2 separate regions of the Homo sapiens genome follow, and region 2 is linked to region 1. The links are chromatin loops, found by intact Hi-C in ENCODE. Cell type or tissue: dorsolateral prefrontal cortex. All regions are shown on one strand. Links, peaks and the distances in the headings refer to the core of each region. The heading gives the core; the rest is flanking DNA. Region 1 overlaps USP39 (ubiquitin specific peptidase 39). Region 2 holds the start of LOC124907851 (a long non-coding RNA gene).

Region 1 (14,343 bases), core at 2,439-10,438:
ATGGGCCTAGAGTAGGCCCAATATAAAAGTTTGTCCTTCAGAAAGCTTACTTCGGAGAAGTTGAGAAAAAGATTGTTTCTTAACTACGCAGTCTTTTAGAGAACATCAAATTGTGACTAATTCTGGAAACTTGCACTTTAATTATTTTATGTGCTGTAATTACTTCGAGTAATACAATTCTGGATCATTTCATTGTCCATACTTCTTGAAAAGGATCTTTTTCATACCTGTCTTCTCCTATGTTTTATTCATAACACATCCTGTTTTTGTCGGAGAGTTATCAGACTTATGGTGATTAGGCACCCTCTGCTTATTTGGAGATAGAGATTTTTGAGGGCAGGTTTAAAGTTTCACTTTCAGGTAATTAGCCATTCTCTTAACTGGTCTGTTGCTGTGGTTGGGAGATGAGTATAGTTTGCTCTTTTAGGCTGGGCGCAGTGGCTCACATCTGTAATGTCATCACTTTGGGAGGCCGAGGTGGGAGAATTGCTTGAGCTCAGGAGTTTGAGACCTGCCTGGACAACATAGCAAGACCTTGTCTCTACTAAAAAAAAAAAAAAAATGAATAGTTTGCTCCTTTTCCTATTTACTAACACAAAATGATTAAACGTAGTATTTCTCTTTTGCCGCATGGACAGTTTTGGTTCAGTCATGAAATCTTGAGTATAAAGACTTCTCCAAACCAGGCACGGTGGCTCACACCTGTAATCCCAGCCCTTTGGGAGGCCAAGGCGGGCGGATCACGAGGTCAGGAGATCGAGACCATCCTGGCTAACACGGTGAAACCCCGTCTCTACTAAAAATTCAAAAAATTAGCCAGGCATGGTGGTGGGCGCCTGTAGTCCCAGCTACTCGGGAGGCTGAGACAGGAGAATGGCGTGAACCCAGGAAGCAGAGCTTGCAGTGAATTGAGATAGCTAGCGCCATTGCACTCCAGTCTGGGCGACAGAGCGAGACTCTGTCTCAAAAAAAAAAAAGACTTCTTCACTGATACTCATTCAGACAAGTCTAGTCAGCTTTTGTTCAGGCTGAAGAGAAAATAAAATGAGAAGTCAGCCTTTAGTAGCAGGAAGGCAGGTTGGCTGACTAGAGCTCACATGGACTCAGGACTCATATCTCCTTTTTTTTTTTTTTTTGGAGATGGAGTCTCGCTCTGTTGCCCAGGCTGGAGTGCGGTGGCGTTATCTCGGCTCACTGCAACCTTCGCCTCCTGGGTTCAAGCAATTCTCCTGCCTCAGCCTCCGGAATAGGTGGGACTACAGGTGCACGCCGCCACGCCCAGCTAATTTTTTTTTTTGTACTTTAGTAAAGGCAGGGTTTCACGATGTTACCCAGGCTGGTTTCGAACTCCTGAGCTCAGGCAGTCTGCCCGCCTCGGCCTCCCAAAGTGTTGGGATTACAGGCATGAGCCACCGCACCTGGCTTCCATTTTCTTAACAGTGAATATTTATTGCAGTCTGACTGCATCATATATGGGACACTGTCAGTCTGTAGAAACAAATAGCTGTCACCAATACATAGAAAGCTACATATAATAATTACAACAAAGTTGTATGTTTGTTTATTACCACATGGTTTACATTTTAAACTCTGTAATTTTGAACAGTTAATATGTTCACAGTCTAACTTCAAAGGGAGATATATAACTGGACGTGACCACCATTAGCTGTTTCTTGTGAACTCTTCCAGTGATAACATGGTTTTGTTTCATGTAATGAGTGGTAGCACATCAGACAACTTTTATGATGCAATGTCTTTTTTTTTATTTTACCTTGTATTGTGTAAGTTTTTATAAATATTTGTAGACTCCAAAATGATATATTTTTCCTAAAATTATGTATTTAATCTTAATATTCTTGTTAACTGTCTATATATTTTCCTTTTTAACTATTTGAAAGTTCTTCTTCCTTTTGGGGGTTTTTTGAGACAGGGTCTCACTGTCGCCCAGGCTGGAGTGCAATAGTGTGGTCCTGGCTCACTTTAGCCGTAATCTCCTGGGCTCAAGTGATCCTCTCACCTCAGCCTCCTGAGTAGCTAGGACCACATGCATGTACCACCATGCCTGGCTAATTTTTTTTTTGTAGGGGTCTCACTACATTGCCCAGGCTGGCCTTGAACTCCTGGGCTCAAGCAGTCCTCCTACCTTGACCTCTCAAAGTGTTGGGATTATAGGTATGAGCCACTGCCTGTCATTCTTTTTTTTTTTTTTAAATCATATGGGAAGCTGTGTAACCCTGTCATTCATTTTGGCATATTTTGTGAATTCCAACGCACCTGGACCTTCTTGACTCTGCAAGCCTACCCAGAGAAAGGGTCCTAAAATAGGGCTGAACAATTTTGTGGTCCGTTTGTGTAGGACAGTTTCCTTAACCTCACAGCCTTTGTCTGATTATTCCGGCTTTATTTTAACCATTAACAGAAATGTGGATCTGAGAGAATACTTGTCTGAAGAAGTACAAGCAGTACACAAGAATACCACCTATGACCTCATTGCCAACATCGTGCATGACGGCAAGCCCTCCGAGGGCTCCTACCGGATCCACGTGCTTCATCATGTGAGTGGCTGCTGACCGTCTCATGGCACAGAGTGGCAAAAACAGGTGTTTCTTTGGCATCTCAGAGGGCAGCTCCCTTCAGTGTGTCCTTGCTTGGCCTTGGCTTTGGGACTCTGCAAGTAATAGTGCTGTCAGTAGTTAGTTTAAGGCAGTGGTTCTCAATTTTGGCTACACATTGGACTCACCTTGGGAGCTTTTTTTTTTTTTTTTTGAGACAGGGTCTCGCTCTGTAGCCCAGGCTGGAGTGCAGTGGCGTGATCTTGGCTCACTGCAACCTCCGCCTCCTGGGTTCAAGCAGTTCTCTGCCTCAGCCTCCCGAATAGCTGGGATTATGGGATTACAGGCGCCCATCACCACGCCCGGCTAATTTTTGTATTTTTAGTAGAGACGGGGTTTTACGATCTTGGCCAGGCCAGTCTTGAACTCCTGACCTTGTGATCCACCCACCTCGGCCTCCCAAAGTGTTGGGATTACAGGCGTGAGCCACCGCGCCAACCGGGAGCTTTTTAAAATCCCAATGCCTGGCACCACACCAGGCCGGTTATAATAGTAGTTTTCAGCTGGGGCAGAGGCCAGGGATGTTGGTATATATTTTACAACACGAAGGACAGCCCGTGTTACAAAGAATTATCTGACCCTAAACATCAGTCAGCATTAAGGTTAAAGGCTCTCTGTTAGATTGTCTGGAGGTGGATGTCTTTTCTGTTTGATGTCTTTTCTATTTTTCAAGTTAATTGAGATGGGGTTGTGCTATGATGCTCATGCTGGTCTCAAGCAATCCTCCCGCCTCAGCTTCTGAAACTGCTGGGATTACAGGTATGAGCCACCATGCCTGGCTGGCATTTGATGTTTTGAAGTTCCCTGAGAGACCCTGATATGCAGCCAAGGTTGAGAACCTCTGCCCTAGACTAGAGCCTTACCATCCAAAGTGGGATGCATCCTTGGACCAATAACATCAGCATCAGTCTTGTTAGAAATCAGCTTGTTAGAAATGCAGACTCTCAGTCCCCTCAAACCTACCACATCAGAACCTGGATTTTAACGTGACCCTCTGATTTGTAAGAAATTAAAGTTTGCGAAGCACTGGTTTAGAGGCTCCCTTTCATCTTAAAAATGTTGTGGATTTGTCTCAAGTTGAAAACAGATAAAACATGTACTTGAGATATATTTGATATCACATAGATTATTAGCATAAATTGTTCTCATTTGATTAGCCTCTTCTGGAACTGTGGGTTTAATCTTAACTAGCTTCTGTTTATCAAGTGCTTTATTGTGGTTAGGCAGTACGCCAGTTACTTAATGTACATTAATCTCATTTCTTTCATTAAAACACACCTCCAAGACAGATGTCAGTATCATCTTTTTTACAGAGGAGGAGACCTAGGCTCAGAGTTTCAGTAATTGACCTCAAGTCAGTAGAATTAGGATTTGACCCAGGTACTCTGCTTCAAAGCCCATGTTCTTAACTCGTCCTTGAAGCAGGAATGGGAACTTACTTATGTGATCCTGAGCTTTCCTTATGTTTCCTATATTCTCAACTATTGTAATATCCAGAGGATCTGGAATATTTATATTCTACAATAATGGTCTTTGGTATTTCTTAGAACTTTGGTTGGATAAGACAGGTGGGCGGCCAGAGGTGCCTCTGCCTTAATCTAGAAACATTTTTTCCTTGTTCATGGAAGCATGAAGTGAGATACGTTTTGCTGTATTTGTAGCACTGGTTTCTTAGGCCAAAGGAATCAGGTTAGTGTGATAGACAGTGTCCACCAAGGACACCTTTTCTTGATGACCTGTTGCTTTTTTTTTTTTTTTTTTTTTTAAGACAGAGTCTCACCCTATCACCCAGGATGGAATGCAGTGGCATGATCTTGGCTCACTGCAACCTCCACCTCCTGGGTTCAAGTGATTCTCCTGCCTCAGCCTCCCAAGTAGCTGGGACCTACAGGCACCTGCCACCAGGCCTGGCTAATTTTTGTATTTTTGGTAGAGACGGGGTTTTACTGTGTTGGCCAGGCTGGTCTCAAACTCCTTACCTCAAGTGATCTGCCCACCTCGGCCTCCCAAAATGCTGGGATTACAGGCGTAAGCCCCTGTGCCCAGCCAGGAATGTCCATATTTAGGTTCTCTCAGTGGTTGACACTGTGTACCTCATAAGTGAGAATGTCTAGTCTGTCATTTCTGAGCAGGAAGGAGACATCATAGGTGATGATTAGATGGCTTCCTCTTTTCTCATCTTTAGTGTCCACTAAATTCCTTTTAAAAAGATGTACAGAAGTGTTTCAGACTCCATTGTACTTCAAGGGGCCAGGCGCAGTGGCTCATACCCATAATCCTAGCACTTTAGGAGGCTGAGGCGGGAGGATCTTTTGAGACCAGGAGTTAGCCTGGGCAACACAGTGGGACCCCATTGCTATTAAAAAAAAAATTAGCCAGTTTTAGTGGCACACACCTGTAGTTCCAGCTACCTGGGAGGCTGAGGGGAGGATCGCTTGAATCCAGAGGGTCAAGGCTGCAGTGAGCTGTGATTACACCACTGTAGTCCAGCCTGGGTGACAGAGTGAGACCCTGTCTCAAAAAAAAAAAAAAACAAAAAAACAACAAACAAAAAACAGTGCTTTAAAAAAATTCCCAACAGGAATTGAGTTTGCCATGATTGACACACCAAAAGTCCTATTAATTGAATCATGGCCAGAAGAAGTCATGTACCCTCTTCTTTATGACTGTTGCTGGATGATGTCTAGTGGCTGTTCTTCTAATTTTTCTAGTCTTGGCTATGATCCTTTCCTTCTACACCCTTTTGGTTTTAGAGAGCAGACTAACCCAGCTCTTCATACTTTCTGCAGGGGACAGGCAAATGGTATGAATTACAAGACCTCCAGGTGACTGACATCCTTCCCCAGATGATCACACTGTCAGAGGCTTACATTCAGGTGGGTTGGCCACAGGCTTAGTGAGCCACAAATAGGTGGCGTATGGGGCCAGTGAGAGGAGTGGGCCAAGGCAGGAAGAGGGATAGAGTTAGGACCTTGGTTGGAGGGCCAGGTACCTATTGGGAAGTACTTAGTAGTGAGTTGGGGGCAGAATGTATGGCCCTGAAAGTCAAGCAGAGATTTTCAGAAAAGAAGTATAAGGAAGTGTAGAAAATGTATGAGTGAGCAAAGAAAGTTGCGATTATGGCCAGGTTAGTTTTGCAGAAGTGTGCGGTCTGGTTTCGAGGAGGAAGAACCTAGACTCATCAGGGAGGCTGGCTAGAAGTCGACCACGAAGTGCTCCCCAGAGCCCCAGGCAGCTTTGTGACCCCACAGCGCTTTCTACTTGACGTTTGTTTTAGTGCCGGCCATATCGCTTTGCCTGTCTGTCCTCTCCATTGGATTGACCCATGGAGCACAGAGCATCTCTGTCTTCTCTTTATGTAACTGCCCTAGTACCTGGCAAAAGAAGGAAGATTGAGACAAAAGCCATAGCTTTGTAAGAAGAAAGTGATACCTCTCCTTCTAGAGATAACTTTTTTCTCCTCAGTGGCTGTAGCCACTGTAGCAGATTTCCAAATGGGGTATAGCAGATTTGTAAATGGGGTGACAAGTTGTCCATGGCCTGGCACAGAATAGGTATTTGATAAGTGTCTGTTGACTGAATGCCTCCTAGACTTCAGTTTGTGTTTTCATTTCTTACAGATTTGGAAGAGGCGAGATAATGATGAAACCAACCAGCAGGGGGCTTGAAGGAGGCGTCTAGGGCTTTGCTCCCAAGGGCTGTGGCTGATGATGGTAAATAAGAACACAGAAGCTGTAGCTGAACACAGGCTGGCTGGTGGGCTTCCTAGGCCAGCCCAGCTTGTATGGGTTCTGGCTACACCAGAGCACCAAGAGCCCACTTGCCTGGGATGGCCCCACACTGTCACTCAGCTGTTCTTTGATCATTTTTTTCTAGATTGATGCTCCTTTCTCCCATGCATTGAGCTCCCATCTAGCTTCAGCAGGGCAGAACCCTTCTCCAGATGTGTGTAACTTATGTCTTGAGTATCTGGGAGTAGTTGAAGAACAGATAATTCCTTCCAAACATCAAGCCTTGGGATTCTTGGAGCAAGCAGAAAGCCAGTAACTTCGCTCTGTTAGAGGTGGAGGATTTTCCTATGGTTCCCCCCATTTCCTGATTTGTATTTTTAGATGGATTAAATAGTCTCCTGTTTTTAAACCAGCCTCTTGTTTTATATCTTTTCCTTTGGTGGTTGGCTGAGGAAAATATTTTCCTTTTTAATCTTCACAAACTCTCTACCCTACAGTCTGACATCTGGTGCACATCACGCTCGCCCTTTCCTGTCAGCTTGTGGGTGGTGTGTCAGTTAGGATGCATTTGTTTCTAAGTAAAAAAATACCTGAGTCAAGGGGATACATTATTATTGTGCTTAACTAGAGGGCCAGAGGTGGGCAGTTTCCAGCTGCAGTGCAGGAATGAGTAAGGGAAGAGGAAAAAAAGGAAATAGGAAGCGCTTCTCACTACAGTGCAATTCTGAGGTGGTCTCAGCCAGTCCAGTGTGGAGCCCCAGGGCAAAGATTCCGTCAGACAATTCAGCAGAAATGGCTCCCATCAAGCTCAGTCGTGGGCTCTAGCAGCCTAGAAGAAGGGTGGCCTTGGCATGAGCACTGTGGCAGGTCCAAAGATATGGGAAGCAGCTGGAGGCAGCCAGTCAGCCCCAGCAAGTTCTGTTGAATGGAGACAGGAGCCCCGCACTCCTGTGGTGCCACCCTTTACCTGGTCACAACCTTGTCCTCACTTTCCTCTACCTCTCTGGAAGCTCCAGTATTTCCTTAGGAGGCTTATCTCTTCTATCCAGCCATTAAATTTGGGTTTTCTCAAGATTCAGTCCTAGCGTCACTCTTCTTGCTGTTTACTTTTTCCCTAGGCCATTTCAGCTATGCATTTTTATGGAAATGACTCATAAACACATCTTAATCCCAGATTTTTCTAAACTCTTGAACTTCGCTCTGTTGCCCAGGCTGGAATGCAGTGGCACAATCTTGGCTCACTGCAACCTCCACCTCCCAGGGTCAAGTGATTTCCGGCTAATTTTTTTATTTTATTTTATTTTATTTATTTTATTTTATTTTTTAATTTTAATTTTTATTTTAGAGATGGAGTCTTGCTCTGTCGCCCAGGCTAGAGTGCAGTGGCATGATCTCAGCTCACTGCAACCTCTGCCTCCTGGGTTCAAGTGATTCTCCTGCCTCAGCCTCCTGAATAGCTGGGATTATAGGCGACCACCACCGTGCCCAGCTAATTTTTGTATTTTTAGTAGAGACGGGGTTTCATCATGTTGGCCAGGCTGGTCTCGAACTCCTGACCTCAAGTGATCCACCCGCCTCGGCCTCCCAAAGTGTTGGGATTACAGGCGTGAGCCATGGTGCCCAGCCCTATTTTTGGGTGTTTTAAAGTAAACTCAAACTTAACATTGTTTAGAACTGAGCTTGCCAGGTGTGGTGGCTCCTGCCTGTAATCCTAACACTTCGGGAGGCTGAGGTGGAAGAATTGTTTGTGGCCAGGAGTTCAAGACCAGCCTGGCCAACATAGCAAGACCCTATTAGCCGGGCATGGTGGTGTGTGCCTGTAGTTCCACCTATCTGGGAGGCTGAGGCAGGAAGGTCCTTTGAGCGCAGGATTTGAGGCTGCAGTGAACCATGATTGCACCACTGCACTCCAGCCTGGGCAACAGAGCAAGACCTTGTCATTACAAAAAAGAAAAAAAATTGAGCTTGTGAGTTTCCCTTTTTTTTTTTTTGAGATGGAGTCTCACTCTTGTCCAGGCTGGAGTGCAGTGGTGTGATCTCAGCTCACTGCCGACCTCTGCCTCTCAGGCTCGAGTGATTCTCCTGCCACAGCCTTCCGAGTAGGTGGGACTACAGGTGTGCGCCCCACACCCGGCTAATTTTTGTATTTTTAGTAGAGATGGGGTTTCACCATGTTGGTCAGGCTGGTCTTGAACTCCTGACCTCAGGTGATCTGCTGACCTTGGCCTCCCAAAGTGTTGGGATTACAGGCATGAGCCACTGTGCCCTGCCATGAGTTTCTCTTTCAAACTTGGCTATTTTTGAGGTGAAGATTACACTATCCAGTTAGAGAAATTCATGTATAATAATCTGTTCAGGGAAAGTTTAATTTCAATAATTATTAACTACAACGGGTTTGTAGAAACGGGATTAGTTAGTAACAAGTAAAGTAAAGAATGTAGGAATAACAGATACAAAGAGCTGCCACTAGTTCTGGGGCTGACAGTGTCCAAAGCTGAGATCCAGACCTTGCTAAAAATATGCCCTCTGAACCTCGTTAAAAATCTGCTTTGTAGTGTACTCAGGAAAGCCATTCACAGGTGTCTCCCTGGAGGCCTCTGCTATAAAACTGTCCAGGGAGGAGAGTGCCAGGTGGAGCTACTGGGTGCCTGTGCTGCTCAAATGTATATGTGGTCTCCAAAAGCCAAGAAAAACCTATCAAACATTGTGCGTGCGTGCGTGCGTGTGTGTGTGTGTGGTGGTATGAGGTACAGCCACCTGTCTTGGAGAGGATATTTTGACATAACTCTATACTGTTGACTTCCGAGAAATGTCTCTGAGGTGGCAGGCCCCTGAATTGTTTGTTTGTTTGTTTGTTTTGTTTTTTTCTGAGAACGGAGTCTCGCTCTGTCGCCCAGGCTGGAGTGCAGTGGTGCGATCTCGGCTCACTGCAAGCTCCACCTCCCGGGTTCACGCCATTCTCCTGCCTCAGCCTCCTGAGTAGCTGGGACTACAGGCGCCTGCTACCACGCCTGGCTATTTTTTTGTATTTTTAGTAGAGACGGGGGTTCACCGTGTTATCCAGGATGGTCTCAATCTCCTGACCTCGTGATCCGCCCGCCTTGGCCTCCCAAAGTGCTGGGATTACAGGCGTGAGCCACCGTGCCTGGTTCCCTGACTTGTTTTTGGGTTTAACTCCCAACTTCTTATTTATGTCTTACTAAGGCATCTAAAGCGCTTGGTACTTTCTGCTCATCAGATCCAACAGCATAGTGTCATCACTGTAGTGGACTAGTGTGATATTTTGTGGATTGTCAAGATGATCAAGATCTCTGTGAACTGTATTATGCTAGAGAGCAGAACTGACATAGTCCTGAGGTAACACTGTGAAGGTATACTGTTGGCCCTGCCAGGTAAAAGCAAACTACTTCTGGTGATCCTTATAAATTGGTATGGAGAAATACCAATTTGATTCTAACTTGGTAGCTCCATACCAAGTGCCAAGAGCTGTTGTGTATGAGTAAAGATGCTACATCTGGCCCCAGGCGTGGTAGCTTACAGATGTAATCCCAGCAGTTTGGGAAGCCAAGGCAGGAGGATTGCTTGAGCCCAGGAGTTCAAGACCAGCCTGGGCAACAAAGTGAGACCCCATCCCTCAAAAAAAAAAAATTAGCCAGGAGTGGTGGCATGCACCTGTGGTCCCAGCTACATGGGAGGCAGGAGGATCACTTGAGTCAAGGCTGCAGTGAGCTGAGTTTGAGCTCTGGGTGACAGAGCAAGACAGTCTCAAAAAAAAAAAAAAAAAAAGATACATCTGGGACAGCAGCTTCAGCTGGAGTCACTCTGATTAAGTTTACGATAGTCCACGGTCGTTCTCCAAGATCCATCAGACTTCTGTACTGGCCCTTTGCCACTATCATTTTAGTTTAAGCTATTGCCAGTTTCTGTTTGCAGTGCTCTCAATAGGTCTCTCCACATTTCTTTGCCTCCTACCCCCAGTTTATCCATGCTTTAGTCAGAGTAATCTTTTAAAACACAAACCTGAGTCATTTCTCCCCCATACTCTGATCTCATGCTTAAAGACACTTCACTGGCTCTTAGGATAGCAAGTGAAATCCTCAGCTGCTAGCCTAATTTATCAGGAAGTTTCTACTTTTTTTTTTTTTTTTTTTTTTTTTTTTTTGAGACAGGGTCTGGCACTGTCGCCCAGGCTGGAGTGTAGTGGCATGATCTTGGCTCACTGCAATCTCCGCCTCCTGGGCTCAAGCCATCCTCCCACCTCAGCCTCCTGAGTAGCTGGGCCCACAGGCTTGCACCACTACACTGGGCTAATTGTTTTGATTTTTTTTGTAGTGGTGGTGTTTCACCATGTTGCCCAGGCTGGCCTCAAACTTCTGAGCTCAAGTGATCTGCCCGCCTCGGCCTCCTAAAGTACTGGGATTACAGGCATGAGCCACCACGCCTGGCCCCTGCTTGTTCTTGAGCCTAGGCTCGCTGAGCTTCATTCTATTGCTCAGATGTACCACATGACATGAGGCCTCTGTACTATCTGCTTCCTCTGTGAGGGATGCTCGTTCTTTCCCTTTTAATTCTTTCTCCTCCATGACCTCTCATACCCTTAATACCCTGTGTATCTCTAATTGATAGCCCTTATTGCACCTGAAAAATTTGTTTTTTCTGTGATTCTTTGATTAAGGCCTATTTTTCCAACTAAACTCTCAAGTTCCAAAGGATAGATAGAAACTTTTGTGCCCAGCCCTTGGGAAATGCTTGGCACTTAGAAGTCAATCACCCATTTATTTATTTATTTATTTTTTTGAGACGGACGGAGTTTTGCTCTTATTGCCCAGGCTGGAGTGCAATGGCATGATCTCAGCTCACCGCAACCCCTGCCTCCTGGGTTCAAGCAATTCTGCCTCAGCTTCCTGGGTAGCTGGGATTACAGGCATGCGCCACCACGTCCGGCTAATTTTGTATTTTTAGTAGAGACGGGGTTTCTCCATGTTGGTCAGGCTGGTCTTGAACTCTAGACCTCAGGTGTTCTGCCCGCCTCGGCCTCCCAAAGTGCTGGGATTACAGGCATGAGCCACCGTGCCCGGCCAATCACCCATATTTTTTGAGTAAATGCTTTAGTACTTAGCCTGTGTTCTCTGTGTTGTCCTTTTGCACAAATGATTTTGTCTCTTTATACCCTTCCAAGATGGTGAAAATAGGAATTATCACTTAAAAGTTTAGGGACTATTTCTTGGAGCTGACCGTCATATCCTGTGTGATCTTGAGGTCCTTTGTGGGTGACACATGGCTTGCTTCCACCACGGCTGTCTGGGTTGGGGGCCTGGCCTGCATGTCTTCAAAGCTGATCCCAGCATGCCCTTCCTCTTTTGGAGACCTCAAGGTCTGGCCAGAGTTTGAACCACACATGGGGAAGAAGTGAAATTCAATTCATGTTTTCTTAGCATGACCCCACAGCCAGAAATCACGAGAAAAAGATAGATGTGGAAAAAATACTCCAGATATATGATAGAGAAAAATTTGCAATGTATAGGACAGTAAATAAATGAATATACCTAGTTTATTTTTACTCGTAAAACAATAAGAAAAAGAAACCTAAACAGAAAATTGGGCAAAAAACCCAAGTAGGCATTTCACAAAAGATGAAATATAAATGGCCAATAAACATGTGAAAAGGTGTTTATTTGGTAACTAAAGAAATGCAAATTAGAACGACCATGAGACATCATTTAAAAATATTTTGGATTAGCAGAAAAAAAAAAAAGGAACCAAACCAAACCAAAACAAAACAAAACAAATATTTTGGATAGGCCAGATGCAGTGGCTCACACCTGTAATCCCAGCACTTTGGGAGGCCAAGACTGGTGGATCATCTGAGGTCAGGAGTTTGAGGCCAGCCTGGACAACATGGTGAAACCCCGTCTCTACTAAAAATGCAAAAATTAGCCAGGCATGGTAGCACGTTCCTGTAATCTCAGCTACTCCGGAGGCTGAGGCAAGAGAATTGCTTGAACCTGGGAGGCAGAGGCTGCAGTGAGCCGAGATTGTGCCACTGCCCTCCAGCCTGTATATATAAATATATATATATATTTTTGGATTAGCAAAGTTTGAAAGATTGTTAATACCCCAGTTTGGTGAGAGTGGAAAGAGGCACTTGTTTTCTTTTGGGATAGAAGTTGGTACGGCTGGCACAGAGGCCCAGATTGATAATCCAGCCTCTGTTAAAAGTAAAGGTGTCCCCCAAATTTCATGTCTTGGAATTGATTCTAAGAAGACAGACAAACAAAGATGTAAGTGCGAGGATTTTTATTTTTTGCAAATCGTTGATAATAGTTGCTTAAAAAAGAAAGGGCCGGCCGTGCGCGGTGGCTCACGCCTGTAATCCCAGCACTTTGGGAGGCTGAGGCGGGTGGATCACGAGTTCAGGAGATCAAGACCATCTTGGCTAACACAGTGAAACCCCGTGTCTAGTAAAAATACAAAAAAAAAAAAAAAAAAAAATTAGCTGGGCGTGGTGGCGGGCTCCTGTAGTCCCAGCTACTCAGGAGGCTGAGGCAGGAGAATGGCATGAACCTGGGATGCGGAGCTTGCAGTGAGCTGAGATCACGCCACTGCAATCCAGCCTGGATGACAGAGTGAGACTCTTGTCTCAAAAAAAAAAAAAAAAAAAAGTAAGGGCCAGCCATGGTATCTGACGCCTGTAGTCCCAGCACTTAGGGAGGCAGAGGCAGGAGGATTGCTTAAACCCCAGAGTGATCGCACCACTGCACTCTAGCCTGGGAGACAGAGCTGTCATGTGGCAATTAGCAATAATAGTAGATACTTACATTTATTGACCTGAAAAGGTTATTGTTAAATGAACAGTGCAGGTTACAAAGCAGCATGTATAGGATGTTTCCATTTTGTAGATCTGCTGTATCTGTTTTTGTATATGTGCACAGAAAGCTTTGGAATTATAGATAATAACATGTTAATAATGATTATGTCGTGGATTTAAAATTTCAGTTATTCATTAGGGGGACATAATGTAATTATCTTTATTTCTCTATAACTGAACTCATTTTGGCTCATGAGCCCTCAAAACATATTATTTCCATTTCGGAGTAACTCATTCCCTTCTTAATACTCAGCCTCTCTTGGCTGACTAACCACTGAATCCTCTTTCCCCTTTCCCTGGGAATGATTTACAGATTGCCCTGCGGTGAGGAGAGGCACTGGGGACTAAGCATTCCCTGGCCATCCAGGTCTCTCTGGAGTGTCTCTCGTCTTGCCTGATCATCATCTTCTTGTGCCATCACTGCTACACATCTGATTTCTGCTCATCTCAAGATCCACTAAATCTGTCACAGATTCATCCCCAACCGTGGGCTCTTACGGGTGCACCATCTTGTCCAGAGCCAATTCTGACTGCCTCTCGGTCTGTGGGTTGAGGTTGCTCTTCTGCAACCACATCACACTGGGAACACTCTGTGAGGCAGACCTCAGGCCAGCTGCCTAGCTCCATCCCTCAGGCTAGCGTCCTCACCCTTTCTGATGTCCTGTGAGAGGCAGGCTTCTCTTAGAAGCCCACACCCTGGAAAGTGAAGAATAAGTCCCCTCCTCTTGGGCTATAATCCCTCCTGGGACTTCTCTTCCCCCAACTTCCTAAGGGCAGAGGTGCAGGATGTTGGACACTTCTCAGGGACCCTAGGAGTCTCAAGTGTAGCCACTTCCTGCCAATTCTGTCCTCCTACCAGCTAGTCAACTCTTTTTTAAAATTATTTATTTATTTGTTTTTGAAATAGGATCTCTCTGTGTCACCCAGGGTGGAGTGCAGTGGCATCATCACGGCTCACTGCAGCCTTGACCTGGATTCAGGCGATCCTCCCACCTCAGCCTCCTGAATAGCTGGGACCACAGACACACACCACCATGGCCAGCTAATGTTTGTATCTTTTTTTTTTTTCTTTTAGACAGAGTTTTGCTCTTGTTGCCCAGGCTGGAGTGCAGTGGCGCAATCCTGGCTCACT
Region 2 (16,592 bases), core at 3,948-11,947, 73 kb after region 1:
TGGAGGAGCTGATGTGTGGTGGCTATACCTGGGGCTGAGAGCCAACGAGATCTGCTGGGAAGGTGGGGGCGTGGAGGAAAAGCTGCCTGAGCTCTGGGGTCCAGGCCTAGGGTCTTGAGTGCTGGAACATTGAGACACATGCTAACTGAAAATGAACCCTTAGCAGTCATCCAAGTCAATCCTGTCATTTTGCAGATGGGGAAATAGATCTAGAGAGGTGAAGGGATATGCCCAAGTCCCCCAGTGTTTAGAAGGAAAATTAAACATAGGTAGGCTGAGTGCGGTGGCTCACCCCTGTAAGCCTAGCACTTTGGGAGGCCGAGGCAGGCGGATCCCTTGAGCCCTGGAGTTCAAGACCAGCCTGGCCAACGTGGTGAAACCCTGTCTCTACAAAAAAAATACAAAAATTAGCTGGGCGTGGTGGCATGTGCCTGTAGTCCTAGCTACTCAAGAGGCTGAGGTGGGAGGATCACTTGAGCCGGGGAGGTCGAGACTGCAGTGAGCCATGATCACACCACTGCACCCCAGCCTGAGTGACAGAGTGAGACCCTGTCTCAAAAAACCAAAACCAAACCAAAACAAAACAAAACAAAACAAAACTAGGTATTTTGATTCCTTGTCCTGTATGGTAAGTCCTTACTTAACATTGTCAATAGGCTCCTGGAAACTGCAACTTCAAGTGAAATGGCATACAGTGGGTCCTCAAATAGTGTCATTTCATTCACTATCATTTTGTTATAACGTTAATAAGAAAAAAAATTCGTTTCACTATACGTTCTTTTGCTTCAAGTTGCAATTTCCAAGAACCTATGGACAGCGTTAAGTAAGAACTTCCTGTACTGTTCGCATTGTGGTGGTTTTAAACTATGCCCGAAAATTCTTTGATACTCCTCCCTTCAAAAGGTGAAGCTTAATTCCCCTCCCCTTGAGTTTGGTCTGGACTTAGTGACTCATTTCTTTTTAAATGTTTGATTGTTTATTTATTTATTTATTTTAGAGTCAGTGTCTTGGTCTGTCACCCGGGCTGGAGTGCAGTGGTGCAATCATAGCTCGCTGCAGCCTCGACCTCCTAGGTTTAAGTGATCCTCCTGCCTCAGCCTCCTGAGCAGCTGGGACTACAGGTATGCACCACGCTGTCTGGTTAATTTTAAAATTTTTTGTGGAGATGAAATCTTGCTATGCTGCCCAGGCTGGTCTTGAACTCCCGACCTCAAGCAATTCTCCTGCCTCGGCCTCCCAAGTTGCTTGGATTACAGGTGTGAGCCATTGTGTCTGGCCAGTGACTCACTTCTGAAGACAGAATACAGGGGAAGTGATGGTATGTGACTTCAGAGATCAGATCATAAATGGCATTGTAGCTTCTGCCTTGTTTTCTCTCTTGTGTCATTCACTCTGGGGAAAGTCAGCTGACACTCGTGAGGATGCTCAAGTGGCCTTGTGGAGAGGCCCACGTGGTGATGGGCTGAGGCCTCTCTCCAGCAGCCTCAAGTGGGCACCATCTTGGAAGCAGACCCTTTCAACCCAGGCAAGCCTTTGGAGGACTGTAGTCCTGGCTGACGTCTTGACTGCAATCTCATGGGAATCCCTGAGCCAGAACCATTCAACTAAGTCACTCTTAATTATAATTCTTGACCTGCAGAAACAGAGAAAAAAAATAAAAGTTTATTGTTTTAGGCAGCTAAGTTTTGGGGCAGTTTGTTACACAGCAATTGATAATGAATACACATACCACCCTAAAATATAATCTTTCAGAGTCAATGACATCCACAAACTCGAGTATAGTGGGAGAATATGAATGAAAAGAATAGAAGGTGTAGCAACATATTCCTTCTAAGGAAGAGTAAGGCTGGAGGGGTAGGAAAATTACTCTCCACTAATCCTTTCTGTTTATGGAGACTGGTGGGGAATGGAGAAAAGAAAGATGCAAGCTTCAAGGCGCCTGGCAGTTTTTCACTCCGCTGATGCTTACAGCCTAGAGTAGATGGCTTTTGTCTTAGCAGAGCTCAGGAAGCAGACCTGATACTGAGGAATGGTGGAGAAACAGGACTGAGCAACTTTTAAGAATCATGTGTCTAATGTGTAATAATATCATTTGTGTTGGTGTGTGACAAAACTCTCCTGGTAACTTCTAAGCCTCCTGTGAAGTCCACTGCACACACAGAGGCCTTGAGGAGCCCTAAAAAGGGGGTCAGGTTTCCAGCATGGGTCCATGCTGAACTGGGGGTGGGGATTGAGTAAGGAGAGGCCCATGTGAGGCTGGGGGCTGAGTGGAAGCTGGAGCTCAGAGCCAGAGAGAGCAGGGAGCTCCTTATGCAGCCGCATGGGTCAGGGGAGGTCAGGACACAGAAGCCATTCTGCATCTTGACAGCCTCAACCTGAATCCTGGGTGTGGGGGAAGAAGTGACAGGCATGGGAGTTCTTAGAAGTCGGCCATGCACCTGCATCTGATGAAGCGCCACGTCCGTTCTTACTAACCCCTGAGAACAATCACTTCTGCTTCCCTTCTGCCTTCCAAGTCCTGTGCAAGATCCTCTTGTTGGCAAACTCTAACCTGGGAGCATGAGGAAGAGGACTGCGGGGAACGGTTTCCAGCCCTACGTAGACATGGTGGTGGTGACGTGTTGACACATGGGGGCTCCGCTTCGGACTTCGCAATGAATAAGGCCAGGGAACTGCAGCTGATGGCTGGGTCATCCGAGAGACCTTCAATCTTTACTTTCTATAATGACAGAGCAAACCATTCTATTTGCTATTTACTTTCCTGATGGTATCTTCAAGAAACTTCTGGAAATAGGTCTTTGTGTCAACCAGAAACTGCTGGTCAGAGGATAAGTTCTGGAGTTTTCTTGTAGAGCATGGAGACTGCAGTTAATAATAACATATCATATACTTGAAGATTGCTGAGAGTAGATTCTAAACATTATTATTTATTTATTTTCTTAGTTTTTTCGCCCCACTTCAATAAGCTAGTCGAAGACAGTAGATTTTAAATGTTCTCACCACAAAAAATGGTTAAGTATGTGGGATGATAAATATGTTTGATTTACTCATTCCACAGTGTGTACGTATATCAAAGTATCATGTTGTAAACTATAAATAAATATCATTTCTTATTTGTCAATTAAAAGTGTAACACACACATATGCATGCACACTATATATAAATACATCTTTTAAAACTGCTGGTCAGGAATCAGACGGCCTCCACGGGTGGTGTCACAGGGCTGCCCCCCGCAGCCTCCCTCATGGTTCTGAGCCCTCCTCAGTCACTCTTTTGTTTAATGCTTTAATCCCTGCTTTAAGTAGGAAGCTTCCCTTCAGCTCATGGGAGGCCCTTATCTTACCGGTGGTCAAATAGATATGGGAAACATTGCCTGCTCTGTTTTTGGTGATTGGCGGTGCACGTGAGTATATTAAAGACTCTAAAAACGCATTTTTCAGAGCATGTCTATGACAGCTTGCAGTGTTGGATGTGAATGGCTTCTTCAATGCCAATGTGCAATTAAACGGGAGGAACAGAGATGCTGTCTTGGGAAGTACAGACACAGGGAGAAAAGAGTCATGAGGCTGGCTAGTGACGAAGACAACTCAAGAAGACTTTGTGTACACTTGCCACGTTACGTCACGCAAGATAGGAGTTGTCAATAATTTCCAAATTAATATATTGCACAAAAGGCCTGGGAGTTATTGTTGCTGTCGACAGCACAGTGTTGGTGAGTGCCCCTCCCTAGCATGTAAGATAACATCTGTCTCGGCCTCTGTAATTAAGAACAGATGCGAATCCATTTCAACCTTTCCATGCTCTAGGAGGAAAGGGCTGCCATGCAAATGAGTCAAGCAGGCAAGTGTGCACTACAAATCTTTTCACTTCGGAAGGGCAAATATTGATTTCAAACTTCCTAGAAGTACCTGTTTGAAGCCCTGTCAGTAGCCCAACAGATTCAGAAAAGATATCCTTCCCCGCTTTAGACACCCGACCACCACTTGCCAGAGAACAGTCATAGATGTTCAAATTCCCCATCACGACCATGTGAAGGGGCCACTAGAGCTTGCAGTGCACTTGCGACACCTATGGGCATGGAATCTCCATATTTTCAAGACATACCACGGGTGGTTCATGTTCTGAGGGTTGTCTGATGGAGGACATTCTATCAGCTTTTACTTGGATCTATTGAATGTCCTTTGACGACAAACACTATTCTCCAAAAAATTTCCACTTTTTATTCTCTCTTAATTCCTTTCTCTCCTCTGTCTGCTGTCATCTGATTGATAAAAATCCTACTAGCTGCCTGCCCTGTCCTGTCCTATTCATAGGGACAGCCACCTACCTCTGTGGGCTTCTCTTCTCCCTCTCCCAGCTGCCTGTCCTGTCCTGGTCCCTTTTTTTTTTTTTTTTTTGAGACAGTGTCTCACTCTGTTGCCCAGGCTGGAGTGCAGTGGCGTGGTCTTGGCTCACTGCAAGCTCCTCCTCCCGGGTTCACGCCATTCTCCTGCCTCAGCCTCCCACGTAGCTGGGACTACAGGCGCCCGCCATCACACCTGGCTAATTTTTTTGTATTTTTAGCAGAGACAGGGTTTCACCGTGTTAGCCAGGATGGTCTCCATCTCCTGACCTCGTGATCTGCCCGCCTAGGCCTCCCAAAGTGCTGGGATTACAGGCGTGAGCCACCTTGCCTGGCCTGTCCTGGTCCCTTGAGGTGGCTTTCCTCCCTGAATCTGCTCCTGTACAGTCCTTATGGTCCCCTGATTTGCATCTTTGCTCCTTCCTCCCCAGGCTGTGGGAACCTCCAAGAGAAGGGAGACGGAGAGCCCTGCTCAGAACAAGTGGCCTATGAAGCTGTGGCTGGGTCCCCAGGGTCCTCGGCCTTCCTTGTTCATGGAGGGGGTGTCCTGTGGGTGTGGGGACAGTGGGCTCAGGTGGTCGGGCCAGCAGTGAGGTCTGGCGAGTGAGCTGGTCAAGCAGGCAGAGTAACCAGAGGTGAAGATGAACGCCATGGATTTGGGCACGCAAGAGCTGGCTCCTGGGAAAATCAGCTAGGGCTGGCAGCTTAAGACAGAAAGGTTCTCCTAAGTCCAGGGAAGGGGGTCAAAGTCCACAAAGCAAGGACCTTGCCCTCACCCTCCCAGTAAGTGACACATAGATTAGGTCAGATACTTGAGCGGGGCTGTGAGACTTAGGCACATCCCACGTGTGGCAGATACTGATGGGGTGAGACGCTGAACCTGGAATGGAGCTCTAAATTTGAATTCCAGTTCAGCAGTAAACTCACCACATGACCTTGGAAGAGACCGTGCACCTCCCTGAGCCACAGAGCCCTTTACTGCAAGCTGAGGATAACACCCGTCCTCTGCACCCCAGAAGTGTGTTGGGAGGAGAAAAGGTTAGAAGCCTGGGGGTTCCTTGTAAGCAGTGATGAATGGAGGGGTCTGTGAAGGGTGGCTGAAAATCAGGGTGCTCCAGGCCAGGGGCAGGGATCCTGGCAGTGGAGTGGGAGAGAGATTCAAGAACAGAGTCTCTCCAGGTTTTGCCATCTGTAGAGGTCAGAAGCACCCTGCCTTGACCTTGGGCTATTTCTAGAGAGCTGGCCAGGCATCTCTCATGATGGCAGCAGCTGGCTGCCTCTCCTCTGGTGCTGGCTGCCTGCTCCTTGGCTCTGGCTGGACCTGCTCCAGGTTGAGGTCTCACCAGTTGAGCTGTCAGAGCCAAGGTAGGACAGAACCCAGGCTGAGCCCTCTGGAGAACCCGCAGTATCTCAGAGGCACTTTAGCTTCTGAAGCGAGGAGAAAGCCTTGCAAGTTTAGTCCACGGTAGCCTGGAAGAAGCCGTCTCACTGGGGAGTTGGAGTTGGTCAATATTTCCTACCCCCATCACCACCACAACTTTACAATTGCTTCAGGCATTAATTACCCTTTGCAACAGCCTTCTCATCAAGTCACTTCTCCATTCAACAAATTCTTAGTAAGGGCCGATGTGGCCCCCATAGAGCTTACAACTGAGTGCATCGACAAGAAAATAAACATGAAAAAAATATAATTCTGACTTGTGGTAAGAGCTCATAAGGAAGTGAACTGGGTGCAGTGTAGTTGGGTGGTAAGGGAAGGGGCTCTCTGGAGAAATACCACTGAAGCTGAGGCTCGAAGGATGAGAAGGGGCCAGCTAAGTGAATAGTGGGGGGATAGGAAGGTGTTCCAGGCAGAGGGAACAACACATGCAAAAGCTTAATGGCAGGAGAGGGCTCAGGGCCTTAGAGATATAAAGGAGGTGAGGGGGACTAGACTGTAATGAGTGAGGAAGACAGAGTGGGAGACCAGTCAGAGAGACAGGCAGGGGCTAGATTGGGCAGGGCCTTTTAGGCCAGGGGAAGGAGCTGGGATTGTCTTCCAAGTACAATGGGAAATGCTAAAGGGTTTTAAGGAGAGAGTGATGGCATCTAATTTGCACCGTGAAAGGTTACTTTGCTCTGTGGAGAGACAGAAGAATAGAAGTAGGAAGACTCTGAAGTAGTTTGGGTGACTTAGACTATGATAATGTAGCAGACAGGATAAGCTAGGTTGTGCTGCAGTAACAGACAGCCCCCATTTCAATGGCTTAACATAACAAAGATTTATTTCTCTGTCATGCATCAGCAGAAGGGCTCTGTTGATCTTACTCACTCAGGAATCCAGGTATGGGTCTCATCTGGACATGATGTCCATAATCCCCATGAAAGGAGACAGGAAGTATATTGGTTCTTTAAATTACCACCAGAAGTGACAGATATCTCTTCACATGTCATTGGCCAAACAGGTCACAGAGGCAAGCCTAACTTCATATCAAGTGGGAGAGTGCCATCATGCCACAAACCCAGAAAAACTGTGTCACACTAATGACCACCACAGACCAGGAGAGTGAAGACAGAGAGAAGCAAATGAATCCAAGGTACATTTTGGAAGCGTCAGCTGAACAATTACAAGGGTCATATATTTAGACAGGAGAACTTTATTTCTCCTAAAGAATTGTAGCTTGCAGGGTACCCATTCTGACAAGCTGGGAAGTGTAGCCTTGGGTCAGAAGCTGAGAACAGGCACTTTGAGGCTGGGAAGACTAAGACAGGGATTTATACTGAATGGGATGGCCAAATATAAGCATATTATGTGCAACTGAGGATCATGCCTCTCTGCGGGTCCCATGTTAAAAAAATGGTAGCATTAGCATGATCCAAGGGTAGAGGTTTTGGTTCTCTGGTGTCAAAAGGTAAAGCAGAGGACATGAAAACCCTCACTGTGCATCCTTACAGGTTGGTTTCAACCTGGCTGGTTGAATTCAAGGGCACAGCAAGTCTTTTGAAAGGCTGGTCACTGTTTAGCCCTTAGGGAAGAAAGCCTTGTGGTGGTTAGTGAAGAAGGGCGGATAAGGAAGCCTGTCTCACCTCTGGTTGCATCGTGGCTGGGAATTCAGTTTCCAAGGTTTCTCTGAGGTCCTTTAGACCGAGAAGGGATCTATTCACTTAGTTGGGGCTGGATTTCATTTTTATTTCTCAGAAGTAAAAGTGACAGGCCTTCCTGATGAGTTGTATGTAGAGCAGGGGGAGGAGATAGGAGAGTCTGATGATTCCCAGGTTCCTCAGGGCCTGGTGCTTGGTGGTCCCATTTGCTAGAGCAGGGGCTGGAACGAAAGGCATGGAGCTGGACATGCGCCAGTGTGGAAACTGGATTATGTAAATCTGGAGTTTGGGAAAGGGGGTTCGGGCTGGAGGTACAAATTTGGGTGTCATCAAATATAGATAGTGATGAGTGCTTCAGGAATGGATGGCTCTTGGGCCTTAGAATTCAGACTGAAACTTACACCACTGGCTTCCCTGGTTGTCCATCCTTTGAACTCGGACTGAATTACACCACTGACTTTTCTGGTTCTCCAGCTTATGGACAGCAGATGGTGGGACTCTTTGGCCTCCATAATCACATGAGCCTCTTCCTATAATAAATTTCCTTACATATATGTAATATATGTGTGTGTCCTGTTGATTCTGTTTCTCTGGAGAACCCTGACTAATAATACACTATTTCCTCCCAAAACTTTTTTTTTTTTAATACCAGTTTGCATTTCCACCAACAATATTTAAGAGTCCTCTTTTCCCATCCTTCACTAATACTGAAAAATCTTTCCGGCTGGGCGTGGCTCATGCCTATAATCTCAGCACTGTGGGAGGCCGAGGCAAGTGGATCACATGAGGCCAGGCATTTGAGACCAGCCTGGCCAACATGGCGAAACCCCTCCTCTACTAAAAATACAAGAATTAATGTGGCATGGTGGCGCACACCTGTAATCCCAGCTTCTTGGGAGGCTGAGGCAGGAGAATCACTTGAACCCGGAAGGTGGAGGTTGCAGTGAGCCGAGATCATGCTGCTGCACCCCAGCCTTGGTGGCAGAGCAAGACTCTGTCTCAAAAAAAAAAAAAAAAGAAAAAAGAAAAATATTTCTGAATCCTTGTGGCTGTTGCTCTAAAGTTCAGCACAGTGGAAGCGCAGAGACTCGGAAGCAGGCTGACTTTGGCTGCAATCCTGGCTTCTGCTTGTTTCTAGTTTTGGGCCTTCTAGTGGGCAACTTACGTAACCTCTGTGAGCCTTGTTTTTCATAGCTGCAGAGTGGGATTAATGATTGTATTAATTAAAATCCTTTCAGTGGCAATTACCAGAACGACCACTGGCTAGCTTACTGGGCCTTTATTAGAAGGGCCTGGGGGTGCCTCATGGCTTCTGAGGCAGGGCAGGGCCACCTAACTTCAGCAGGGCCCGAAAGGCCAGATCCAGGCGGTCAGCAGCAGATTCAAGGACTTCCCCTGTAGAGCTGGGCTGCTCAAATTCTGTGGTTGGAGGACCAACTCTTTAAAAACTTCAAATGTTATATTCCAGTGCTTTTGGAGATGCCATAAAATTCAATGACTGGAAAAATGAAATTAAAAAACATGCACAAAACAAACCCCATTTTAAATTATTGGGTCTAACAGACATAAAGTTACTTTGTCAAATTGCTATAAGAGTTTCTAAAAGCTTACTCAATTTCTGTGCTTACCTGGTTGAAGACTGATGACAAACACTTCAGCATCTTCCCTAGCCTGAGATGACACTTGGGGCAGCACTGTTCACCCTAGAGCATTGCTAAAAGCAAGCTCACTTCCAAGTCTTTGCTCTCAGGTCAATATTCCACATTCTTGGAGGGAGAATCTGATTGCCACTGACTGTGTCAGATCTCAGAGGAGACAGAGCCATAGAGTATGTGCATCGCTTTGGGAAGACATTTTCATCTGTGGCCAGCCAAACCTGTTGAACACCCCATGTAATTTCCCACATTGTGACTATTGCCTTCTTTGTGTAGAATCTAGAAATCTACGTTTCCCAGTTTCTCTGGCTACTCACAGCATTTAGGTTTATGTTCATTCATGCTTGAGATTTTGACTCAAGAGTGGGTATGAAGCAGAGATGGGGCTTGGGGTGGTGATTTTGCTAACATGGGGAAGCCAGCGTAACTGAGATTTTGGGGTGCCAGCAAGACCAGCTCCATATCAGGCCAATTCAGTGGGGTCATAGGAGGCTCCTGGAAGCCCACCTAAAGCCTATTTCTCCAGCTGTCTAATGATTTTTGAGCTTTCTTTCTTTGCTTTTACGAGACAGGGTCTCGCTCTGTTGCCCAGGCTGGAGTGCAGTGGTGTGATCATAGTTCACTGCAGCCTCAAACTCCTGGGCTCAAGCAATCCTCCCACCTCCCTCCTGAGTAACTGAGACTACAGGTGTGCACAACCACACCTGGCTACTTTAAAGTGGAGATGGGGGTCTCACTATGTTGCCCAGGCTGGTCTCCAACTCTTGGCCTCAAGTGATCTTCTTGCCTCAGCCTCCTGGTTTCCTGACCTTTCTAATAATTTTAACTATATCCCTTTCTCTTTTGGATTCTGTTGTCTTCAGCCATGAACCTTGACCCATACAGGCCCATCCCCTTGCTGCTCAGTGCTCTCAATGACATTTCACAATGATGTGTCTTGCTGTAGGGATTCCATCCATTTTTCTGGGCACATGCAGGCTCTTTCAATCTGGAAATGTACATCTTTCAGTTCTGAGTAATTTTCTTAGATTTTTTTTTATTAGTTCCTTCCTTTTTCTTTTTCTGATCTCTTTGAAATCACTCTTCAGAAAGAGCAATTTGGATGTTGGACTTCCTATTTTGGTTTCTCTGATTTTCCATCATTTTTTCTTTTTGTTATACACTTTCAGGGAAATTTCCTCAATTTTATCTTCCACACTTCCTGTCGAGTTTTTCATTGCTGCTGTCATTTTTTTCCCCCACTGTTAAAAGCTTTAAGACATTCTCTCAGTGAGCCTTTAAAAACAGTATCTTGCTCCTATTTGGTGGAGACAGTAGCTTTTCTCCTGTCTCTGAAGATAGTAAATAAATATTATCAACATTAGTAACTGTCCTCTCGTCTCTCTCGTACACATTGTCTGTTCCTGGGTGTTTCTCATTCTGTTGGTTGGTGTCTCTGGCCCTGATGAGAGAGGTATTCCACTGGTGCTAGGTAGCTCTCGGCCATCTGCTTGCAATTAGAGTGAAGATCAGCCTCTGAGCCTGAGGAGGGGGCTTGTTAGCTTCAAGTCCAAGGCAGGGCAATGCTGGGCCACTGGGCCACTTACTGCAGGAAAGCCAGATGTCAAGGGCTTTAGAGCTTTCCTCTTGGGCTTCTCAGGGGTATAAGCCGGATGCTTTGGGTTAAGCTACACTTAGGTTTGTCCAAGCACACTTTCCAGTATGCTGGGCTTCCCCAGAGCTTCCTCATCTCCTGCCTGGAGGCAAGGACCCAGCTGCTGTTGCCCTGGGTGGCTCAGCATGCAGCAGGCAGCAAAACTCCTTGTTTCTCTTCTGCAGCTCACACCCTCGCCTGTGCCAGCTGACCTCCAGCCGCGGAGACCCTCAATTTCCCCCTTTCCAGAGAAGACAGGTTGGGTCTCAGCTGGGTGGGGAGGACAGCTCCCTGGTGTTGCAGAGGAAGGGAGAGCATCTGGGGTGCTGGTGGCCTCCCACACAGCTTTCCCCTCACCCTCCTCCATTCAGGCCCCCTTTGCCTTGACCTTAGAAGTTCCAGGGGCTGCCAGTTCCTGAGCCCCTGAGGATTCTGCAGTGCAGATCTGTATTCTTCTCAGCTTTCCCCACCTCAGCATCAGCTCTTCCTGGGTTCTGTTAAACTAGTCCCCATGCATTCATCTGCTTTCAGCTTCCAAAGTTTGGTTGCAATGCCCTCTCTTATGTTTTCCCCATCCTTTTGGTTTATATATGCATTTTCTCAATCTCTTTACTATAATGCTGGTGGGGTTTCAGGAGGGAGAAAAGTTGAATGTGTGGGCTCAACCTGACATCTTGACCTGGAAACTCCCAATCAGCTTTTTAGTATCATCCCCTTAAATAGAAGATAACAGCCAAAGGTCAGTGAATGATTGAGGAAAGCCTGTATGTGAATATCAAGAGAAAAAGCCAAGCCAAACAAAAGCAGAACAAGCTCCAGGGAAAGGAAAACAAGGAAGGGAACTAGAGGAACACTTCAAAAATGTATGGTAGCAACAACTTATTTATGGGATGGTCAGTATATACGGTTTTAGTTTGGAAATGGATAACCAGAGAACTCGAGGGACAAGTAATCTTTTAAAAAAGCAAAGACACATAAAGATGCACATAAAAGAATGTTTATCACAACATGGTTTCTAATAGTAGAAGATGTATACAACTTAAATGTCTAAGAATAAAGGAACATTTTAATAAGTTATAGTATATAATTATAGTGGAATACCGTGCAGCCATTCAAAGCGAGGTGGTAGATGCTGGTGTGGTGGTGTGTGCCCATAGCTGGACTATAGTGCCAGCTACTCTGGAGGCTGAGGTGGGAGGATTGCTTGAGCCCAGGAGTTTGAGACCAGCCTGGGCAACAGAGCCAGACCCTATTGCTTAAAAAAAAGATGTGATAGAAATGAATTTATACAAATGGGGCCAGGTGTGGTGGCTCACGTCTATAGTTTCAGCACTTTGGGAGGCTGAGGTAGGAGGATTGCTTGAGCCCAGGAGTTTGAGACCAGCTTTGGCAACATAGTGAGACCTTGTCTCTACTGAAAAAAAAAAATTAATTGGTCATGGTGGCATACACCTGTAGTTCTAGCTACTTGGGAAGCTGAGGCTGGAGAATCACTTGAGCCTGGGAGATTGAGGCTGCAGTGAGGCATGATTGCACCACTGCACTCCAGCCTGGGTGACAGAGTGAGACTCTGTCTCAAAATAATAACAATAATAATGGAAAATTACTCACAGTATATCACCAAAAATTAGAGTACAGAATCAAAATATTTACAGTAAAATCTCATTTTGGAAAAAATATGCACAGAAAAGTGTACAACTCCAATTAAAATACAAAGACTGTCAGACTGGATTTTATTTTATTTTATTTTATTTTTTGAGATGGAGTCTTGCTCTTGTCGCCCAGGCTGGAGTGCAATGGCGCGATCTCGGCTCACTGCAACCTCCACCTCCCAGGTTCAAACGATTCTCCTGCCTCAGCTTTCCTAGTAGCTGGGATTACAGCTAATTTTTTTTTGTATTTTCAGTAGAGACAGGGTTTCACCATGTTGGCCAGGCTGGTATCCTGACCTGAGGTGATCCACCTGCCTCGGCCTCCCAAAGTGATGGCATTATAGGCGTAAGCCATCGCGCCGGGCCCAGACTGTATTTTAGTACCCTTATATGCAGATAAAAATCTGGAAAACGATGTATCAAGAATATTAATAGTAGTTACCTGGAGGTAGTGGACTTATAGGTGAGCATTATTTTGTTCTTTGTACTTTTCTGTATTTTGTTAAATATTTTTCAAAATGCTTGTATTACTTTATAATTAGTATTCAGTGGTTTTTTTTGTGTTGCTTCTCATATTTATTCCATTTGATCTAATAATTTGTTTTCCAGAGAAAATAGTCATAGCAGATCAGATACATTACCTAAAATGTTTTAATTACATTGTAATTTAGAATCACAAAAGGATGGGAAACAAGCAAGCAAGCTAATAACTGAAAGCCCGAGATGTGTTAAATGGATTATTTTACATTTCTGTGTTGGAACACTCAGCCATTACAACAATACATGTGATAGAATATTTTTGATAAATAGCATATATCGGTGCAGATAGGTATGAGCTCAGTGTGCTTTGAAATAACTAAATATAGGTTAGATATATTTATGGAAAAAAACTTAAAGGAAGCATATGAAACTATTGTAAGTGGTTGTCTCAGGGTAATGGGATCCCCTACCTAAGCATGATTTCTGGGAGGGTTGAGATGGGGTCTCTCGTTCGCCATTCTATTCCCTGCTGCTTTAAGTATCTCTTGAATGAGTGCATGTATTACAGATGCTTTTGACTTTCTTCTTTTTACTTTCCTGTATATTCCAAAATTTCTACCATAAACATGTTTGTTTTTATAATCATAATACATTTTAAAACTTTAAATGAGGAAATGGGTAAATAAAAGGGAAAATATGGGAAAGTGGGAGGGTGCAAAAAATGTATCCTCCTCTGAATTGACTCCACTCCCCTGTGAGTGACAGGAGCCGGCGTTCTCCACGAGACCCTGTCTGCATCAGTCCATCTCCCCCACCCCACGCTAGGTCTGCCACCACCTCTCTGCGCTGGCAAATAATCTGCACTCAAAGGAAATAATTATGAGGCCCATGGTGGCCTCAATACCCGCAAGACCAAAGCCTGTGACAAGCGCAATGCTCCAAGCCTGGCCCAGGGAAGCAGAATGGAACTGCCACAGCCCCCACCAACCCAGATCCACCTACTCCAGGAAACCGGCCCAGTGCCAGGGCTTTGCGCCTGGGGTGGCCTAACATTTCCGCCCAAACTTGGGCCAATTTGAGAAGGTGGAGGGTGAGGTGTTTGGGGAAGGAGTGTGTTCCTGTTGCTCGTTGCCATCACCACCTGGAGGAGGAGAATGGAGTCGATCCAATGGAAGACGAAACTTTCTTTCTTTCTTTTCTTATTTTTCTCATTTGGGGAAAACACAGGGGTCTGCACCTCCGGGGTGCAATGGTGAGCCTCGCACTGGGAAAACCACCTTTGTGATCATGGTATCTCCCCTGTCAGGTAAGCATGAGCATAAACTTTGTGTACCCCTCCCATTTTCCCTTTTCTTTACACATTTCCTTGTTTAAAGTTTTAAAATTTATTGTGATTGTAAAAATAAACATGTTTATTGTAGAAATTTTAGAATAAAATTTCTGCCCACAGGAAGCCTGTGTCCCTGAACCCTTCTCCCGGGCCAAGATTGGACTGTTTGAGGAAGATGGAAAAAGTGCTCTGTGAGCAGGATTATGAAATGACAGGGAGGACGTGAGGGGCTTTCGAAACCCTGGGAAGGAAGATGCCCACGTGAATGGAAAGTAGAAAGAAGAAAGTCAAAAGCACCTGTAATACATTCACTCATTCAGCAGATACTTAGGAGCAGTCCCCAGGTCCTGGGAATAGAAGGGTGGACGAGAGGGTCACCCAGATTCTCCTCATTATAATAATAGCAATAGCTACCCCTCTGGGTCCTTGTATGTGCCAGGTCTTTACTATGTGTTAAGCAATTTTCATTTATTATCTCCCTTGATCTGTACAAAACCCATGAGGGAGGATTCATATTAAAATCTCTGTTTTACAGATGAGAAAACTGAGGCTTGGAATGGTGAAGGAGGTCACTGAAAGTCACACTGTGAGTTAAACTGCAAAGCTGTGAATGGAAAACCCCCTAAGGCCCTGCTCTTAGCTCCTCTTGGTTCCCTGTTGCAAAGAGGCATTCCCCAGGCAGCTGTGAGGTGGAAATCTCTGTCTTCAGGCTTGCGGCTGAGAAGTTTCCCAGAGACGAGAAGCTGGAGCCTTTGGAGACCCCACTCGGCTGAGGTCCCGGGACCACGAGGGGGCAGCAGAGGTCTGCTGCGCTGGCGGGAGGCTCTGTCCCCGGCTGACTGCAGGCTCCGGGCAGCTGTCCTGAGTTAAAACCTGAACCTCGGGTGGCCGAGAATAGCAAGGGGCTGTCATTCACGTGGGCATCTTCCTTCCCAGGGTTTCGAAAGCCCCTCACGTCATCCCTGTCATTTCATAATCCTGCTCACAGAGCACTTTTTCCATCTTCCTCAAACAGGTCTGATCTTGGCCCGGGAGAAGGGTTCAGGGACACAGGATTCCTGTGAGCAGTGTGTTAGATGCTGGGCTGGTCACTGGGGCCACGGAGATTAAAAAAAAAAATCCTCTATAAAACCCAGGACTTGCCCCCAAGGGAGACTGGCACCTAAATAAGTAACCGAGGTACACGATGCAAAGTGCAATAATAGACGGACATCTGCGATTCGGAGGCAGCACGAAGTGGGAGAAAGAGGGGCGGAATTAGAAGCCAGGGATTTGGCTTAAAGGTGGCCCGAGGTGTGCAGCTGCCTGCAAATGCCATCCTTCATGTGAGCTGAGGCACAGGAAGAGGCTGAGAAGTCCGGTCTAGAGGGATGTTGGGTAAATGGTCCCAGGTTGAAAAATATTAGATGCTGAAGGAATGTCAGATGGTCTCGAAATTGTGAGGTTTGCCTCTGAGTCCCAGGCAGGATGTGGGCTGGGATAGCTGAGGCAGGCCGAACCTAGGCTCAGGAAGATGGTGAGAGATTGTAAAAATAAACAGGTTTATTGTAGAAATTTTAGGGGTGGGGTTAGGAGGTCATTAGGAGGTCCAGGGTCAGGGTCAGTGGGCTTCAGGACCTGGCAAAGCCAGAGGGCATGAGAGCCAGCCTTGCCTACCCACTCCGGGCTGGGCCCACAGCTGCCACGACCCTTTGTCCCCAAGGGTGACAGGAGAGCTTGCACCAGCCCAGATGCTTCCTTCTCCAAAGACATGGACGGAGGGTCTCAGGCTTATACCAGCCAGGATTATTCCAGTGGGATTCCAGCTCTCCTCCTAGCCATGTCCTTCCCGCAAAAGTTTGAAGCGGGTCTGGCTGGGTGAGGTAACTCCTTGACAAACTGGACTCATTTTTGGCTGATGACCTGTGTGGTCCCTGAAGCTCTGTCCTCACCCAAGATTGGCCCAGAGGGGAGTGGAGGTGGAAGGGGAAGGCCAGGCATGGCTGCGGCACTCCATTTGCCCCCAGCAGCCTGGCGGTCTTCACTTGTGCTCACCCCACAGGCATTGTGGACACAGGTGTGTCACCAAAGGGCCATGAGGCTCCTGTGTCACGTGGGACACCCCTGCCTTGCCAATCTTTAATTTATTATTATTATTATTTTTCCGAGAAGGAATTTTGCTCTTGTCGCCCAGGCTGGAGTGCAGTGGCGTAATCTCGGCACTGCAACCTCCGCCTCCCAGGTTCAAGTGATTCTCCTGTCTCAGCCTCCTGAGTAGCGGGATTACAGGTGCCCACCACCACGCCTGGCTAATTTTTGTATTTTTAGTAGAGACGGGTTTCACCATGTTGGCCAGGCTGGTCTCGAACTCCTGACCTCAGGTGATCCATCTGCCTCGGCCTCCCAAAGTGCTGGGATTACAGGAGTGAGCCACTGCACC

The links. A loop is a pair of places that touch in the nucleus more often than their neighbours do. Peaks named below come from ENCODE experiments on the same cell type or tissue, not always from the same donor. Only the 100,000 strongest peaks of a DNase experiment are listed, where the experiment ranks them.
Region 2: a loop joins it to region 1, with 2.0 times the contacts of the local background. A loop is called at or near these places in 18 of 110 quality-filtered maps.

Annotation. Positions count from the first base shown.
Region 1 is chr2:85,642,529-85,656,871 of GRCh38, forward strand. USP39 (ubiquitin specific peptidase 39) reads left to right here. Exons shown (of 13, transcript NM_006590.4): 11 at 2,420-2,555; 12 at 5,402-5,488; 13 at 6,233-6,755. The coding sequence ends at 6,280. Among named protein-coding and RNA genes, the nearest start is that of SFTPB, 18 kb to the right of the region's middle. In dorsolateral prefrontal cortex, for the core only: a CTCF peak has its summit at 6,262 (motif pointing right); no DNase peak of the experiment used is centred there; H3K27ac peaks cover 2,484 bases.
Region 2 is chr2:85,714,181-85,730,772 of GRCh38, forward strand. LOC124907851 (a long non-coding RNA gene) reads left to right here and starts at 1,081. Exons shown (of 2, transcript XR_007087118.1): 1 at 1,081-1,121; 2 at 2,517-3,127. It also overlaps the pseudogene RNU1-38P. In dorsolateral prefrontal cortex, for the core only: no CTCF peak of the experiment used is centred there; no DNase peak of the experiment used is centred there.